2 separate regions of the Homo sapiens genome follow, and region 2 is linked to region 1. A link is an interaction called in ENCODE POLR2A ChIA-PET data of the cell type or tissue named here. Cell type or tissue: Panc1. All regions are shown on one strand. Links, peaks and the distances in the headings refer to the core of each region. The heading gives the core; the rest is flanking DNA.

Region 1 (8,340 bases), core at 33-8,032:
CATGATTGGATCTTGACCTTTTCTCCCCCTCCTCTTTCTCACACTGCCTATGTTCCATCAAAACCAAAGAGCTTTAAAATGAAGGAAGTATGATTTGCTGAGCCTTGGAGGACAGATGGTATTTGACATGCAGAGATTGGGAACCAGGGCATTTCAGGCAAAGGGAATAGTGAGAGCAAAGACCTGGAACATGGCAAGTACAGAGCACTAATAAATGGAGATACCAACAAGACTACTCTGGATGATTCCGACTACCTTTTGTCACACGCGTCCCAGTGAAGAGATCACCAAACAGGCTTTGTGTGAGCAACAAGGCTGTTTATTTCACCTGGGTGCAGGCGGGCTGAGTCCGAAAAGAGAGTCAGCAAAGGGAGATGGGGTGGGGTCATTTTATAGGATTTGGGTGGGTAGCGGAAAATTACATTTAAAGGGGGTTTTTCTCTTGCAGGCAGGGGTGGGGGTCATAAGGTGCTCAGTGGGGGAGCTTCTGAGCCAGGAGAAGGAATTTCACGAAGTTAATCACTCAGTTAATGTGGGGCAGGAACAAATCACAGTGGTGGAATGTCATCAGTTGAGGCTATTTTCACTTCTTTTGTGGATCTTCAGTTGCTTCAGGCCATCTGGATGTATACATGCAGGTCACAGGGGATGTGATGGCTTAGCTTGGGCTCAGAGGCCTGACACCTTTCCTTTTCTTTCTTTCCAAGAACCTCTCTGCATGAGCTTTCCTGCCCCAACCCTGATTTTGTGGATAGTATAGAATCATGAGGCTGGGCACAGTGGCTCACACTTGTAATCCCAATACTTTAGAAGGCTGAGGTAGGCGAATTCCTTGAGGAGTTCGAGACCAGCCTGAGCAACATGGCAAAATCCCATCTCTACAAAAAATACAAAAACTAGGCAGGCATGGTGGGGAGTGCCTGTAGTCCCAGCTACTCTGGAGGCTGACACGGTGGGGGGAGGGGGTGGGAATCACTTTAGCCTGGGAGGTCGAGGTTGCAGTGAGCCATGATTGCACTACCGCACTCTATCCTGGGCAACAGAGCAACACCCTGTTTGGAAAAATTAATAAATAGATAATAAGAAAAAAAAGGATTGGTTTTTTGTGTGTGTGTTTTTGTTTTTGTTGTTGTTTGTTTTGAGACGGAATCTTGCTCTGTCGCCAGGCTGGAGTGCAGTGGCGTGATCTCAGCTCACTGCAACCTCTGCCTCCCAGGTTCCAGCGATCCTCCGGCCTTAGCCTCCTGAGTAGCTGGGACTACAGGCATGCAACACCATGCCCGGCTAATTTTTGTATTTTTTAGTAAAGACAAGGTTTTACCATATTGCCCAGGCTGGTCTCAAACTCCTGACCTCGTGATCCGCCTGCCTCAGCCTCCCAAAGTGCTGGGATTACAGGCGTGAGCCACCGCACCCAGCCTAAAAAAAAATTTTCTTAAATAGAATCATGAGGCCAGGCATGGTGGCTCATGCTTTTAATCCCAGAACTTTGGGATGCGAGGCAGGCAGATCACTTGAGGCCAGGAGTTCAAGACCAGCCTGGCCAACATAGCGAAACCTCGTCTCTACTAAAAATACAAAAATTAGTCAGGTGTGATGGCGGGCGCCTGGAATCCCAGCTACTCAGGAGGCTGAGGCAGGAGAATAGCTTGAACCTGGGAGGCAGAGGCCGCAATGAGCTGAGATCATGCCACTGCACTCCAGCCTGGAAGACAGAGTGAGACTCTCTCTCAAAAGAAAAAAATAAAAAATAGAATCATGAGCATAGACTCTGAGGCCAGATGGCCTGGGTTCAAAATCAGGCTTCGAGATTTACTTGTTCTGCAGCCTTGAGTAAGTGAACTGGCCTCTGTTCCTGTGTGCTCGTGTTCAAAATGGGAAAAAGAAACCTCAGTGATTTATTGAGAGGGTTAAATAAGTTAATGCATGTAAAGCAATACATAATTGTTAGATATTAGTATTATTTTGGGTAGTTGTTGTCTTATTATTGCCATATTGCCTTTCTCCCTGAGCCCTGTCTCTTCCCCTGAGCTTTCATAGAAGGAAACTGTGCCATGGGAATGTGCATTATCTGGTGCATTACACCACCACTTTTCTACAGTATGCATAACTCCACATATTGCAACATCCTTAATCATTTCTATCAGCTCTTTATCACTATTTTGGGCCATGCTCGTGCACCTTAACTTCCTTCTGTCTCAAGCGAGGACCTCTCTCTCTGCAATATAATACATGGCAAAGTAAGAAGTAGCCTTTATTCCCTTCTTTGGTTAAAATCTTCAGACATGGGTTTGTCTATAAACTCCAGTCAGCTTAGTCACTGATCCTAAGAGCAAGTCTGTAAACAGCACATGGCTCCCTGAACTGATCCACCATGACATTCTTTTCTTCCCACTTGGGCATACAGGCTAAGTATTCCTCAAGTCAATAATTGTTTTTTCTTTTCTTTTTGATTTTCTTTTTTTTTTCTTTTTTTCTTTCTTCTTTTTTTTTTTTTTTTTTTTTTGAGACACGGTCTCACTCTGTCATGTAGGCTGGAGTGCAGTGGTGCAATCACAGCTCACTGTAGCCTCGACCTCCTGGGCTCAGGTGATCCTCCCACCTCAGCCTCCCAAGTGGCTGGGACCACAGGTGTGCACCACCACACCTAGCTAATTTTTTGTATTTTTTGTAGAGACAGGGTTTCATCATGTTGCCCAGGCTGGTCCCAAACTCCTGAGTTCAAGGGATCCTCACTCCTCAACCTCTCAGAGTTCTGGGATCTTGGCCCAATCACAGAAGGCCCCTTTCCGCTTACCCAAAGTTTCACAAACTTACCCAACAGCTATCAGCATTAACCATTAAAGAGCTTGTTTCCCCCACTGCCGAGAATCCCGTTTTCAGAGGATACCCAGAGTCCCTATTTGTAAGTATGAAATCACTCCCAACTTGTAACCAGTACTCTCCCAAACTTCATGGGAGTAAAGATCAAAAAAGCAGAGCAAGCAATCGTGACAAAATTTCTTTCACGAATCAAAGTTGAAGGATCTTTTAAGATGATAAAAAATCATAATCAAAACCTGTCTCCAAACAGACCATATCCCATATCCCCTACACACACACACACACACACACACACACACACACACACACACACAACCACCCTTACCCACCTACATACCGGACTTGCTTAGGAAGAGTCCAGTCCTAGAGACTTGAAAGGACTTCTTTGCAGACCAGGCAGCAGTCGGCTTCCTCCTGCCCCAACTGCTGCCCACTCCAACCTCTGCATTGCTCTTATAACACCTCCCTCTTGTGGTAAGAGTCCAGGCTGCTTCACTCCCTCATAGGGTTCTCACCAGTGTCATCCTTGATCAGCTGCAGAATCAGATCTGTTACTACCAAAATGAAAAACAGAAAGAAAGAAAAGAGCTGCCCTGACCAGAGAGTCTTGTATGCTCCTCAGCCCCCATCCTCTAATTTTTTTTTTTTTTTTTTGAGACAGAGTCTCGCTCTGTCACCCAGGCTGGAGTGCAGTGGCATGATCTCGGCTCACTGCAACCTCCACCTCCCGGGTTCAAGCAATTCTCCTGCCTCAGCCTCTGGAGTAGCTGGGGTTACAGGCGCCTGTAAAAATTTTTGTATTTTTAGTAGAGATGGGGTTTTACCAAGTTGGCCAGGCTGGTCTCGAGCTCCTGGCCTCAAGTGATCCACCTGCCTTGACTTCCCAAAGTGCTGGGATTACACATGAGCTGACGCACCCAGCCCTCTATTTAATTACTGAGACAGGGTTTCCCTCTGTCACTCAGGCTGGAGTGCAGTAGCACAATCTGGGCTCACTGCAGCCTCGACCTCCCAGGCTCAAGTGATCCTCCCACCTCAGCCTCCAGAGTAGCTGGGACTAAAGGTGCACGCCACCATGCCCAACTAATTTTGAGTTTTTTTGTTTGTTTGTTTGTTTGTTTGTTTTTTGTAGAGATGGGGTTTCACCAGCTTGCCCACACTGGTCTCGAACTCCTGGGCTCAAACGATCTGCCTGCCTCAGCTTCCTAAAGTTCTAGGATTACAGGCGTGTACCACCGTGCCTGGTCCCATCCTCTAATTTAAACTGGAATATTACAATGCAAATCCCCTGCTGGAATGGGGTCAGAGGGCAGGTTGATTTTAGCAAAGCCCACTTCTTAAGACTGCCAACCTGAGATCAGCTGCTGCAAGCTGGGGCTGGCTCAGTCACCTTTCTGAAAGAACTGCAGCTGTTTCATAGCTTGAGCCCTGGACCTAGGGTTGTGTGTGTGTGTGTGTGTGTGTGTGTGTGTGTGTGTATATATATATATATATATTTTTTTTTTAAGTAACAGCTTTATTGAGGCATAATTCACATATCATACCATTCACTCTTTTGAAGTGTACGATTCAATGGGTTTTAGTATATTCACAAGGTTGTGCAACAATCATCACTATCTAGTTTCAGAATACTTTTATTATCCCAAAAGAACCCCATACTCCTTAGCAGTCACCTCCCATTCTTTCCTCCCACACCCCACTCCTGGCAACCAGTAATCTACTTTCCATGTTTGTGGATTTGCCTATTCTGGACACTTCATATAAATGGAATCACACAATATGTGACCTTTGTGACTGGCTTCTTCTGTTTAGCATAATGTTTTCAAGGTTCATCTATTTATCAGTACTTCATTTTAATGTCTGAATCATATTCCATTGTGTGGCTATTCCACGTTTTGTTTATGCATCCATCAACTGATAAACATTTGGGTTGTTTCTGCTTTTTTGTGTTATTATGAATAATGCTGAAACGAATATTTACATACAGATTTTTTGTGTGGACATGGGCCTTCAATTCTCTTGGATATATGTACCCTAAGAGTGAAATTGCTGGGTCAAATGATAACTCTATTTTTAACATTTTGAGGAATTCCCAAACTGTTTTCCAAAGAGGCTGCACCATTTTACAATCTCACCAGCTTCATATGAGGGTTCCAAATTCTCCACATGCTCACCAACACTTATTATCTTTTTTTTTTTTTTTTTTTTTTTGAGAGGGAGTCTCACTCTGTCACCCAGGCTGGAGGACAGTGGTGCAATCTCACCTTACTGCAACCTCTTCCTCCTGGGTTCAAGTGATTCTCCTGCCTCAGCCTCCTGAGTAGCTGGGATTACAGGTGCATGCCACCACACCCAGCTAATTTTTGTATTTTTAGTAGAGACGAGTTTTCGCCATGTTGACCAGGCTGGTCTCAAACTCCTGACCTCAAGTGATCCACTCACCTCGGCCTCCCAAAGTGCTGGGATTACAGGCATGAGCCACCGTGCCTGGCCATATTATCTTTTTTATTTTAGCCATCCTAGTTGGTATGGATTGATATCTCACTGTGGTTTTGATTTGCATTTCCCTAATGATTAATGATGTTGAGCATCCTTTCATGTGCTTATTGGCTATTTGTTTGTCTTCTCTGGTGAAATGCCTATTCAAATCTTTTGCTCATTTTTTGTCTTATATTAAATGTGACGAGTCACAGTACGACCCCGTAGTAAAATCGTACTTAGGGAGAATCACAACAGTACCTCAAACTCAACACATTCAAAACTAAAATGATGATGATTCACTGCAATCTGGTCCTCCTCATTTTCATGTTATTTCCTATCTGCATATGTATTCAACAAATTTAATAAGTGCTTAATAGATGCCAGGCAACTCCCTTCCATCCAGTTGCCCAAGTCTGAAACCTGGGAATCATCCTAGACCCCTTCCTCATCCCCCATGTCCAATCAATATTAATTCTACCTCCTTAAAGTCATTATGTCCATCCCATCCCTTCCATCTCCACTTTACTGCCTTAGCTCAGGCCATCAGTATTTCTCACCTGGTTTCCGGCAACAGTCTGCTAGGATTGCTCCACCTCTGGTTTCTCTCTACCCTCCTATTTGCCCTCTACAGGGCTCCAGAGTTTATTTATAAAACACAACTCTGAGGCCGGGGGCGGTGGCTCACACCTGTAATCCCAGCACTTTGGAAGGCCGAGGTGGGAAGATCACTTGAGCCTAGGAGTTCGAGACCAGCTTGGCCAATATTGCAAAACCCCGTCTCTACACAAAATACAAAAATTAGCCGGGTGTGGTGGCACATGCCCATAATCCCAGCTACTCGGGAGGCCGAGGTGGGAGGATCACCTGAGCCTGGGAAGGTTGAAGCTGCAGTGAGCCATGATCATGCCACTGCACTCCAGCTTGGATGACAGAGACCCTGTCTCATAAATAAACAAACAAACAAACAAAACACAACTCTGATTATGTTTCTACTCTGCTTAAAACCCTTCAATGAGCCAGGAATGGTAGCTCACATCTGTAATCCCAGCACTTTGGGAGGCCAAGGCAGGTGAATCAGTTGAGGTCAGGAGTTCGAGACCAGCCTGGCCAACATGGCAAAACCCCACCTCTACTACCAATACAAAAAAATTAGCTGGGAATGGTGGCACATAACTGTAATTCCAGCTACTAGGGAGGCTGATGCATGAGAATCGCTTGAACCCAAGGGTCATCGCTTGAGCTGAGATGGCGTCACTGCACTCCAGCCTGGGTGACAGAGTGACACTCTGAAAAAAAAAAAAAAAACCCTTCCATGGCTTCCCATTGTCTTCACACAAATCCAAATTCCTATGAAGGAACAAGGCTTAATGTTGTGCTTTAATGTGAATCTGCCAATCCTTTATTTCAAGCAGTCTGCAAGGAGAAAGCTAGAGCCAAAACATGTATAGCCTTATGGCTAACAAGAGAACCTACACAATATTTATATTGGCAGATTGCTTATCTAAAGTCTGGTAGGTTAATTTACAGTTTAGGTTTTAAATACTCAGTTTCCTATACCAAACGCACCAAATAGATTAAAGAGCAATTGCAACGTCCCAGAACACGTTTTATTGGCTTTGTGATCATCACGTGCTCTGTTAGAGGGAACATTCCTGTGAGATCAATCCAAAACTCTGGCATTTAAACAAATATGATGGAACTCTCTGCTACTTTTCAGTAGTTTATGATAACAAGAGACAGAGCTTATCATATTTAAACTGAGATGTGACTTTGGCCCCATTCTCCTTTTGTTTATTATGCTCCTGTGTCAATAGAACATATTTGAAACTGTCCTTATGAACCTTTGAAAATTAATCAGGAAAGCAGGGAGAGAAAGAAATGAAAACAAACCAAGCTTGCAACACATTCAGCATTAATCATTAGGTCAGCCGGCTCTCTGACCTGCTTTCTCATCGTTGTTTAGGCATATTGTCCTAGAATCACATAGATCAGACAGTATAGTTCCCCTTAACTGCTCTATTATAGATAACAACTTGAACATTATAAAATGTTGTTTCCATTTGAGATATCCTTTCAGGTCCTGCACACCAGTGAAACTAATGAGGTCAGCTGATCTGAAGGACCCCATCGACATCAGCAGTTCTGAAGGATCATACAAGGAGCTGACTCACTGAATGCAGTTTCCACATCCTGACGACTTCATCCCTTTGACCCCAACCACTCAATGACCCCAATTTTCCAGTCCCTCATTCTCCACAATCCCCTTAAAAACCCCAGCCCAGAACTCCTCAGGGAGATGGACTTGAAGATCTCCTCTCATCTCCTTGCTCAGCCGCCCTGCAATCATTAAACTCTTTCTCTGCTGCAAACCCTACTGTCTCAGTGTATTGGTATGTTGCTGTGCAGTGGGCATACAAACCTGTTGGTCCTGTAACATATTTTCTAATCTTCTCTTCTTTATTTTATTAACAAGGAAAATAACTAACATAGGAGTACTCCAAGTTTTCAAGCAACTTACTTACTTCAACAGGATTTTAACTCCCAAGGCTTCTTGTCAAATATTAATAGGATCAATAGTTTATTTTCATTTTAACCAAATAAAGTAGATGATGAATAATTTTTACTTCCACACTCCTTAACTTGGCAGGCAATGCTCTGACCATGGCTTACCTCTTAGCCCCATCTCTCACTATACCCTCCCTTGAAGTCTGGGCTCTGTCCATATGAAACTATTGGCAGCTTCCCAAAAGTGCCATTTATACTTTTGTGCCTGTGTTCCCTGTACTAATCTTATCCATGTCTTAAGAACATGGCAAAACAAATAGACAGTTGGGTTAAAAATGCACCTATAATACTTCATTACGCTTTTTTGGGGCGGGGGGACAGGGTCTTGCTCTATCACCAGGCTGGAGTACAGTGGCATAATCACAGCTCACTGCAGCCTCAACCTCCTGGGCTCAAGCAATCCACCTCAGCCTCCCTGGGACTACAGGCATGAGCAACCATGCCACACTAATTATTGTATTTTTTGTAGAG
Region 2 (8,340 bases), core at 156-8,155, 120 kb before region 1:
AGTGGGTGCCCCTAATTCGCACATCCAGTCTGTATTAGTCCATTCTCATGTTGCTATAAAGAACTACCTGAGACTGGGTTATTTATAAAGAAAAGAGGTTTAATTGACTCAGAGTTCTGCAGACTGTACAAGAAGCATGGTCCAGGGAGGTCTCAGAAAACTTACAATCACAGCAGAAGGTGAAGGGGAAACAGGCACATCTTACATGGCCAGAGAAGGAGGAAGAGGATGAAGGGGGAGGTGCTACACACTTTTAAACAGATCTCATGAGAACTCACTCACTATCATGAGAACAGCAAGGGTGAAATCTGTTCCCATTATCCAATCACCTCCCACCAGGCCCCTCCACCAATATTATGTATTACAATTGGACATGAGATTTGGGCAGGGACACAGATACAAACCATATCATTCGGCCCTTGGCCACTCCCAAATCTCGTGTCTTTCTCACATTGCAAAATGCAATCATCTCTTCTCAACAGCCCACCAAAGTCTTAACTCGTTTCAGCATTAACTCAAAAGTTCACAACCAAAAGTCTCATATGAGACCAGGCAAGTCCCTTCCACCTATGACCCTGTAAAATAAAAAACAAGTTAGTCACTTCCAAGATATAATGGGGCTACAGGCATTGGGTAAGTACACTCATTCCAAAAGGGAAAAATCAGCCAAAACAAAGGGACTACAGGCCCCATGCAAGTCCAAAACCCAGAAGGGCAGTCATTAAATGTTAAAGCTCCAAAATAATCTCCTTTGACTCCATGTCTCACATGTAGGCTACATTGATGCAAAGGGTGGGCTCCCAAGGCCTTGGGCAGTGCCACCTCTGTGGCTCTACAGGGTACATCTCCCTCAACTGATTTCATGGGCTGGTGTTGAGTGCCTACAGCTTTTCCAGGTGCACAGTACAAGTTGTCAGTGTATCTATCATTCTAGGGTCTGGAGGATGGTGACCGTCTTCTCACAGCTCCACTACGCAGTGCCCCAGTGGGGACTCTGTGTGAGAGTTCCAACCCCATATTTCCCTTCTGCACTGCCCTAGTAAAAGTTCTCCATGAGGGCTCCACCCCTGCATCAGACTTCTGCCTGATCATCCAGGTGTTTCCATACATCCTCTGAAATCTAGACAGAGGATCCCAAGCCTCAACTTTTGCCCTCTGCACACCTGCAGGCTTAACACCACATAGGAGCTGCCAAGGCTTAATGGCTTGCACCCTCTGGAGCAGCAGCCTGAGACTTATCTGGGGCCCTTTTAGCCATGGCTGAAGCTGACGTGGCTGGGATGCAGGGAGCAGTGTCCCAAGGTTGTGCAGGACATCAGGGCCCTGGGTCCAGTCCACAAAGCCATTCTTCCATCCTAGATCTCCAGGCATCTGATGGAAGGTGCTGCCACAAAAGTCTCTGATGCCTTCTGATACATTTTCCCCATTGTCTTGGCTATTAACATTTGGTTCCTCTTTATTTATGAAAATATCTACAGCCAACTTGAATTCCTCCCCCAGAAAATAGGTTTTTATTTTCTACCACATGGTCAGACTGAAAATTTTCTAAACATTTATATTCTGCTCCCCTTTTAAATATAAGTTCCAGTTTCAGATCATCTCTTTGCACACATGGAGGACCATACACTGTTAGAAGCAGCTAGGCCAAATCTCAAATGCTTTGCTACTTAGAAATTTCTTCTGCCAGCTACCCTAAATTATTACTGTCAAGTTCAAATTTCCACAGATCCTTAGATCAGGGGCACAAGGCTGCCAGTCTCTTTCCTAAAGCATAGCAAGAGTGACCTTTACTCCAGTTCCCAATAAGTTCCTAATGTCCATCTGAGACCTCCTCAGCCTGGAATTCATTGTTCATATCACTATCAGCATTTTGGCCACAACCATTTAACAAGTCTTTAGGAAGTTCCAAACTTTCCCTCATCTTCCTGTCTTCTTCTGAGCCCTCCAAAGTGTACAACCTCTGCTCATTACCTAGTTCCAAAGTTTCTTTCACATTTTCGGGTATATTTATAACAATGCCCTACTTCAGGTATATTTATAGCAATGCCCTACTCCTGGTACCAATTTCCATATTAGTCCATTCTCACATTGCTATAAAGAACTACCTGAGAATGGATAATTTATCAAGAAAAGAGGTTTAGTTCACTCACAGTTCTGCAGGCTGTATAGGAAGCATGGCTGAGGAGATCTCAGGAAACTTATAATCATGAGAGGGGAAGCAGGCACATCTTACATGGCTGGAGAAGGAAGGATAGGGAAAAGGGATAGGTGCTACACATTTTTAAACAACTAGATCTCATGAGAACTTACTGTCACAAGAATAGCAAGGTGGAAATCTACCCTTATGATCCAATCATCTCTCACCAGGCCCCTCCTTCAACATTGGGGATTACAATTCAACATGAGATTTGGGCAGAGACAAAAATCCAAACCATATCATGATGTAAGCCTGCAACTCTCATTCAGGTTGCTTCACCAACTGACTGGATCCAATGGATCCTTTCCAGTTATATTCTAAGCTGAATTATTTTCCTATTCTTTCTATCTGTAATGAGACAATTCTTACTGATATTCAAATGTCATCTTTTTGTATTCTGTCAAGTCTATGTCTGAGTCTAGGGTCGTAATTCTAAGGTCATTCTAGTGACAAGAGGGTTTTTAAATATTTTTCTGGCCAAGACAAGTAAAGCAAGATAAGTACAAAGTATTAAATTTACTTGAATAAATAATCACTGGCACTTAACTAGGTTTAACTGGTTTAACTCCTTCCTTTCCTTCTTACTCTCTCCCCTCTTGTGCAAACCACCACAATCATATATTATCACTTCACTTATAATGTTAAATCCCTAGTTGATGCATAATGTAGCTACTGGCTGTAAGTCAGGAGATGAGCTCAGAATTTGGAATAATTTTAGAAATAATGTCACTCAAATGCAAGATGAGTCATCTTAGAAGAACCTTTACCCAAGAGATGATTTGCAAATGTCTCACTAAGGTGTCATGGGACACTTCAGAATTTCATCAGGGCGAGGCATGTCTCCAAGAAAGCAGGCCTGGAATATAATGTGTGCACATTCCATGCATGTACTCCATACACTGCAGCAAGTGAGAGTAGAAGAGGGTCTACCAGGGGTGATGGGTTTCCTGGATCCTAGGAGAAGGTAGCCAAAGAGAAGGACCATGCCTGGTGGCCTGCTGCCCTGTGCAAGAGAGAGGCTGTTCTGGCCTCAACAGCTGCTGCTGGCTCTCAGGACCCCATACTACTAGAGTGAAGAGAGGCAGTTCATTCCAGGAACTTGATAGAAATATTCTTTAAAAACATCAGATTTCTTTGGCTGTAAACCTGGCCTCATGAAACAACCTTCTGATCTCTAATAGGTGCTCTCAGTGTCCTTGATCTCACTCAGAATAAGTTAGTGGCCCATGATTATGCCCTACGTAGGTTTTCCACCTAGCAGTAGCTTCTCTTGTAAATTGGGTTCTGGGTTTGTAAATCAACTTCCTTTCAGAGCTTGATCTCCTGGGGTAATGGTTGGAATTGAATGTGAGGACCTGCAAAGCTAAAATACAGACATTGCCTGTGAGCTCTTTCTCCAAGTAGAGCTCCCTGGATGGGGTCTAAATTGGCCAGTTGACCTTCTGACCATTAGCTGAGTTTTCTTCAGGCAAACTTTGACTGTGGATATGGTGGATATAGAATTCAGAATCAGCAGATTCTGTTTTTTCTATGGGATAAAACAAATTTTGATGGAAGTGGAAAGAAAAGTTCAAATATGAAAGAAGTTGGCAATTGTTTTCTATCATATGGGAAGTAATGAGCCTTGATGAGGCTTGGTGAATAACAGGGCTATAGCTAGAGCAGAGACATAAGGATCAGTAGCAGTCAAAGTTGTGTGTTATTCCTGACATGGCATGCTCTTTGGGGGCAGCCCAGTGTCATGGGTGGGGAAGCACATGGACTCTGGAGCCAGCTTGCCTAGGACTGATCCCAGGATCTATCACATACAAACTGCGTAACCTTGGGCAAGTAAATTAATTTCTGCATGCCTTAGTTTCCTTAACTGTAAAATGGGTTATTGTAAAGATTAAATGAGATGAGGCACATAATTAAAACTGCATCTGATATATAGAAAGTGAGACGTGTTTACTATTATATTATTACTAGGTGATAGAATATCTATTGTCTAATAATAATTGTGGGATATCTTATTTTTCATGAATTACATGAGAAAGAGAAAACCAACCAGCTTGTTAAGGAGCTGACATAAAGAATGTAAGGGGCCAAATGCAGTGGCTCATGCCTGTAATCCAAGCACTTTGGGACACTGAGGTAGGAGGATCACTTGAGCCCAGGAGTTTGGGACCAGCCTGAGCAACATAGTGAAACTTAACCTCTACAAATAATAAAAACTTAGCTGGATGTGTGTTGCAGGAAGTCAGGGACCCCAAACAGAGGGACCGGCTGAAGCTGTGGCAGAACATAAGTTGTGAAGATTTAATGGACATTTATTAGTTCCCAAAATTAATACTTTTATAATTTCTTACACCTGTCTTTACTGCAATCTCTGAACATAAATTGTGAAGATTTCATGGACATTTATCACTTCCACAGTCAATACTCTTATAATTTCCTATGCCTGTCTTTAATCTCTTAATCCTGTCATCTTCATAAGCTGAGGATGTATGTCACCTCAGGACCCTGTGATGATTGCGTTAACTGTACAAATTGTTTGTAAAACATGTGTGTTTGAACAATATGAAATCTGGGCACCCTGAAAAAGAACAGGATAACAGCACTTTTCAGGGAACAAGGGAGATAACCATAAGGTCTGACTGCCTGCAGGGCCGGGAAGAACAGAGACATATTTCTCTTCTTGCAGAAAGTGAATAGGAAAAATATTGCTGAATTCTTTTCCCAGCAAGGAATAACCTTGGGGAAGGAATGCATTCCCAGGTGGAGGTCTATAAATGGCCGCTCTGGGAGTGTCCGTCTTATGCAGTTGAAGATAAGGGATGAAATATGCCCTGGTCTCCTGCAGTGCCCTCAGGCTTGCTAGGATTGGGAAATTCCAGGATGGTGAATTCTAGTCAGACCAGTTGTCTGCTCTTGAACCCTGTTTCCTGTTAAAATGTTTATCAAGACAATGCATGCTCAGCAGGACATGGATACTCATCAGTAATTCTAATTTCGCTCTTGCCTTGTGATCCTGCTCTGCCATTTGCCTTGTGATCTTTTATTGCCTTTTGAAGCATGTGATCTCTGTGACCCACTCCCTATTCATACACTCCTTCTCCTTCTAAAATCCCTAATAAAAACTTGCTGGTTTTGTGGCTTGAGGTCACCATCATGGTCCTACCAATATGTGATGGCACCCGAGGAGGCCCAGCTGTAAAATTTCTCTCTTTGCACTCTTTATTTGTCAGACTGGCTGACACTTAGGGAAAATAGAAAAGAACCTACATTGAAATATTGGGGGCTGGTTCCCCCAATAGATGTGGTGGCACACACTTGTAGTCCCAGCTACTTAGGAGGCTGAAGCAGGAGAATCCCTTGAGCCCAAGAGATGGAGGCTGCAATGAGCCATGATAGCACCACTGAACTCCAGCCTGGGTGACAGAGCAAGAGGCCTTGTCTAAAAAAATACAAATAAATAAATTAAGATTTGTCAGCTAATTCTTAAGTCTATAATTTTTTATGAATAGCAATGGCCAAGCCTTTTATTTGAATTCATTCAGACAGGATTTATTTTTATTATTCAAGAAATGTTTACATAGCCCATATTAAATGCCAGTCACTGGAATAAGTGCATTGTAAATACTAACTCATTTAATCTTCTGTAACAATCATTTGCTATTTTTAACATGTCAATTCTACGGATAAGGAACCAAGTGAGATGAAAGCTGAGGTTCTAACCTGGGCAGTCAGGCTCCAGTGACATGTGCTGAACCACCGTGTGACACTGATGTCTCCCACCTCCACACAGAATTGTAACTGCAGAGCAAGTGGATTCAAGACCCTGCAGCTCAACAAACAGCTCTGATGCAAAGCATTTTTTCACCTGTTTGTCTTGTTTAAATTTTTTTCTTCATCAGATTGGTATAAGAAAAGGAATTATAGTTTTCATGATCTGAACTGGGCTTAAGGTATACAGAATTTAATTTTTCTTATTGGGATAATAAAGCCAAAAGAAATTAACCACTTGGGGTCATCAGGCAACTGTAGTGCCCCAGGCTTTACATTGAAGCTACACCAAGGATAACAATGTCACTCTCAGTCAGGTCAGCCAAAGTGAAGGCCTGTGAGCTCTTGTAGTAGGTATACAATAATAATTAAATTTAGTAAATTCCTGTCTAGCCTGGAATGCCTATAATTTTGAAGGCATATTACTGGCCTTGCAAAGTTTCTTCTCTTTTTAGAACTTCTGGTGCTGCAAGGATTAAACTCAGTAAGTACAGTGTTTATTTGTTAATAAGAAGGAAATTAGGCAGGTGATTTCTTGAAGCAATCAAAGCCCCATGTTGCTTTTGCTTCTAACAGTGTAAGTCTAACCCACAACAGAATTAAAGGACAAGAACTGTGTCTTATCTCTTATGTTATTTGCACTCAGTGACCAGCTTGTGTTTATTCCATTCAATTGAATCTTGAGATGCAACAGAAATGTGCTGGGTTAAATATTTGACTGGGAGGAAATATACTGAGTCTTAGCTGAACACTTAACAGCAATTATCTTTGGGTAGTCAGATGCCTGTGGTTTTTATTTTCTTCTTTATACTTTTGATATTTCCCCTAAACCACAACCTTAGGTGTTTGCAACAGAAGACTACTTAGAGAAAGAAGAGAATCCTTCTCTCTATCTCATTCCTTTTCAAATTGTGGTTTTTATTTTTACAAACAGTATATGGGCACACAGACAACCAAATAGTTACAAGGGCTGTTATGAAAACCCACAGGAGCTTCCCTCCTATTTCCTTCTATTTCCCACTCCACAGAGGATACCACTTTGGATTATTTTAGCTGATTCCTTTTAGTTTAGTCATAATGGTTATTTCTCTCTTGCAGCAGCAGTTTGAGCAGAAGCAGGCCAAGGTGGCATGGTAGCTTCCCAGTGTCTAAAGCCCTGACTCCTTATACCTTGCTTTACCATCTTTAGGTGTTGTTCTTATTCACATGTTCCAATATGGCTCATTACCAAGTTTTAATTCCAACCAAGAGAAAAGGAAAAATAGGAACAAGGAGCACATACTCCTTTCTTTTAGGGCTGTGAGTTGTAAGCTGAACAAATTTTTTGCCAGCATATCATTAGCCAGATTTTAGTCATAAGTCCACATCCAGATGGAAGAGAGGCTAGAAAACTATTTTTTTTTTATTTTTTTAGTATTTATTGATCATTCTTGGGTGTTTCTCGGAGAGGGGGATTTGGCAGGGTCATAGGACAATAGTGGAGAGAAGGTCAGCAGATAAACATGTGAACAAAGGTCTCTGGTTTTCCTAGGCAGAGGACCCTGCAGCCTTCTGCAGTGTTTGTGTCCCTGGGTACTTGAGATTAGGGAGTGGTGATGACTCTTAACGAGCATGCTGCCTTCAAGCATCTGTTTAACAAAGCATATCTTGCACGGCCCTTAATCCATTTAACCCTGAGTTGACACAGCACATGCTTCAGAGAGCACAGGGTTGGGGGTAAGGTTATAGATTAACAGCATCCCAAGGCAGAAGAACTGTTCTTAGTACAGAACAAAATGGAGTCTCCTATGTCTACTTCTTTCTACACAGACACAGTAACAATCTGATCTCTCTTTCTTTTCCCCACATTTCCCCCTTTTCTATTCAACAAAACTGCCATCGTTATCATGGCCCATTCTCAATGAGCTGTTGGGTACACCTCCCAGATGGGGTGGCGGCTGGGCAGAGGGGCTCCTCACTTCCCAGATGTGGCAGCCAGGCAGAGGGGCCTCCCACCTCCCAGACGGGGTGGCTGTGGGGCGGGGGCGCCCCCCCAACCTCCCAGACGGGGCAGCTGCCGGACCGCGGTGCCCCCCACCTCCCAGATGGGGCGGCCGGGCGGAGATGCTCCTCACTTCCCAGATGGGGCGGCTGCTGGGTGGAGGGGCTCTTCATTTCTCAGATGGGGTGGCCGGGCAGAGGCACTCCTGAGTTCCCAGACAGGGTCGCAGCCGGGCAGAGGCGCTCCTCACCTCCCAGACAGGGTGGTGGCTGGGTAGAGATGCTCCTCACCTCCCAGACGGGGCGGCCGGGCAGAGGCGCTCCCCACATCCCAGACGATGGGCGGCCAGGCAGAGACCCTCCTCACTTCCTAGACGGGATGATGGCCGGGAAGAGGC

Evidence for each region. Peaks named below come from ENCODE experiments on the same cell type or tissue, not always from the same donor. Only the 100,000 strongest peaks of a DNase experiment are listed, where the experiment ranks them.
Region 2: POLR2A ChIA-PET joins it to region 1 with 23 read pairs; 4 of 35 experiments call an interaction of 5 or more read pairs at or near these places.

What each region holds. Positions count from the first base shown.
Region 1 is chr12:56,758,235-56,766,574 of GRCh38, reverse strand. HSD17B6 (hydroxysteroid 17-beta dehydrogenase 6) reads right to left here and starts at 3,251. Exons shown (of 5, transcript NM_003725.4): 1 at 3,161-3,251. In Panc1, for the core only: CTCF peaks have their summits at 3,089 and 3,290 (motif pointing left); a DNase peak (open chromatin) is centred at 3,280.
Region 2 is chr12:56,879,255-56,887,594 of GRCh38, reverse strand. No RefSeq gene overlaps it. Among named protein-coding and RNA genes, the nearest start is that of SDR9C7, 51 kb to the left of the region's middle. RefSeq lists a silencer at 6,536-6,830. In Panc1, for the core only: no CTCF peak of the experiment used is centred there; no DNase peak of the experiment used is centred there.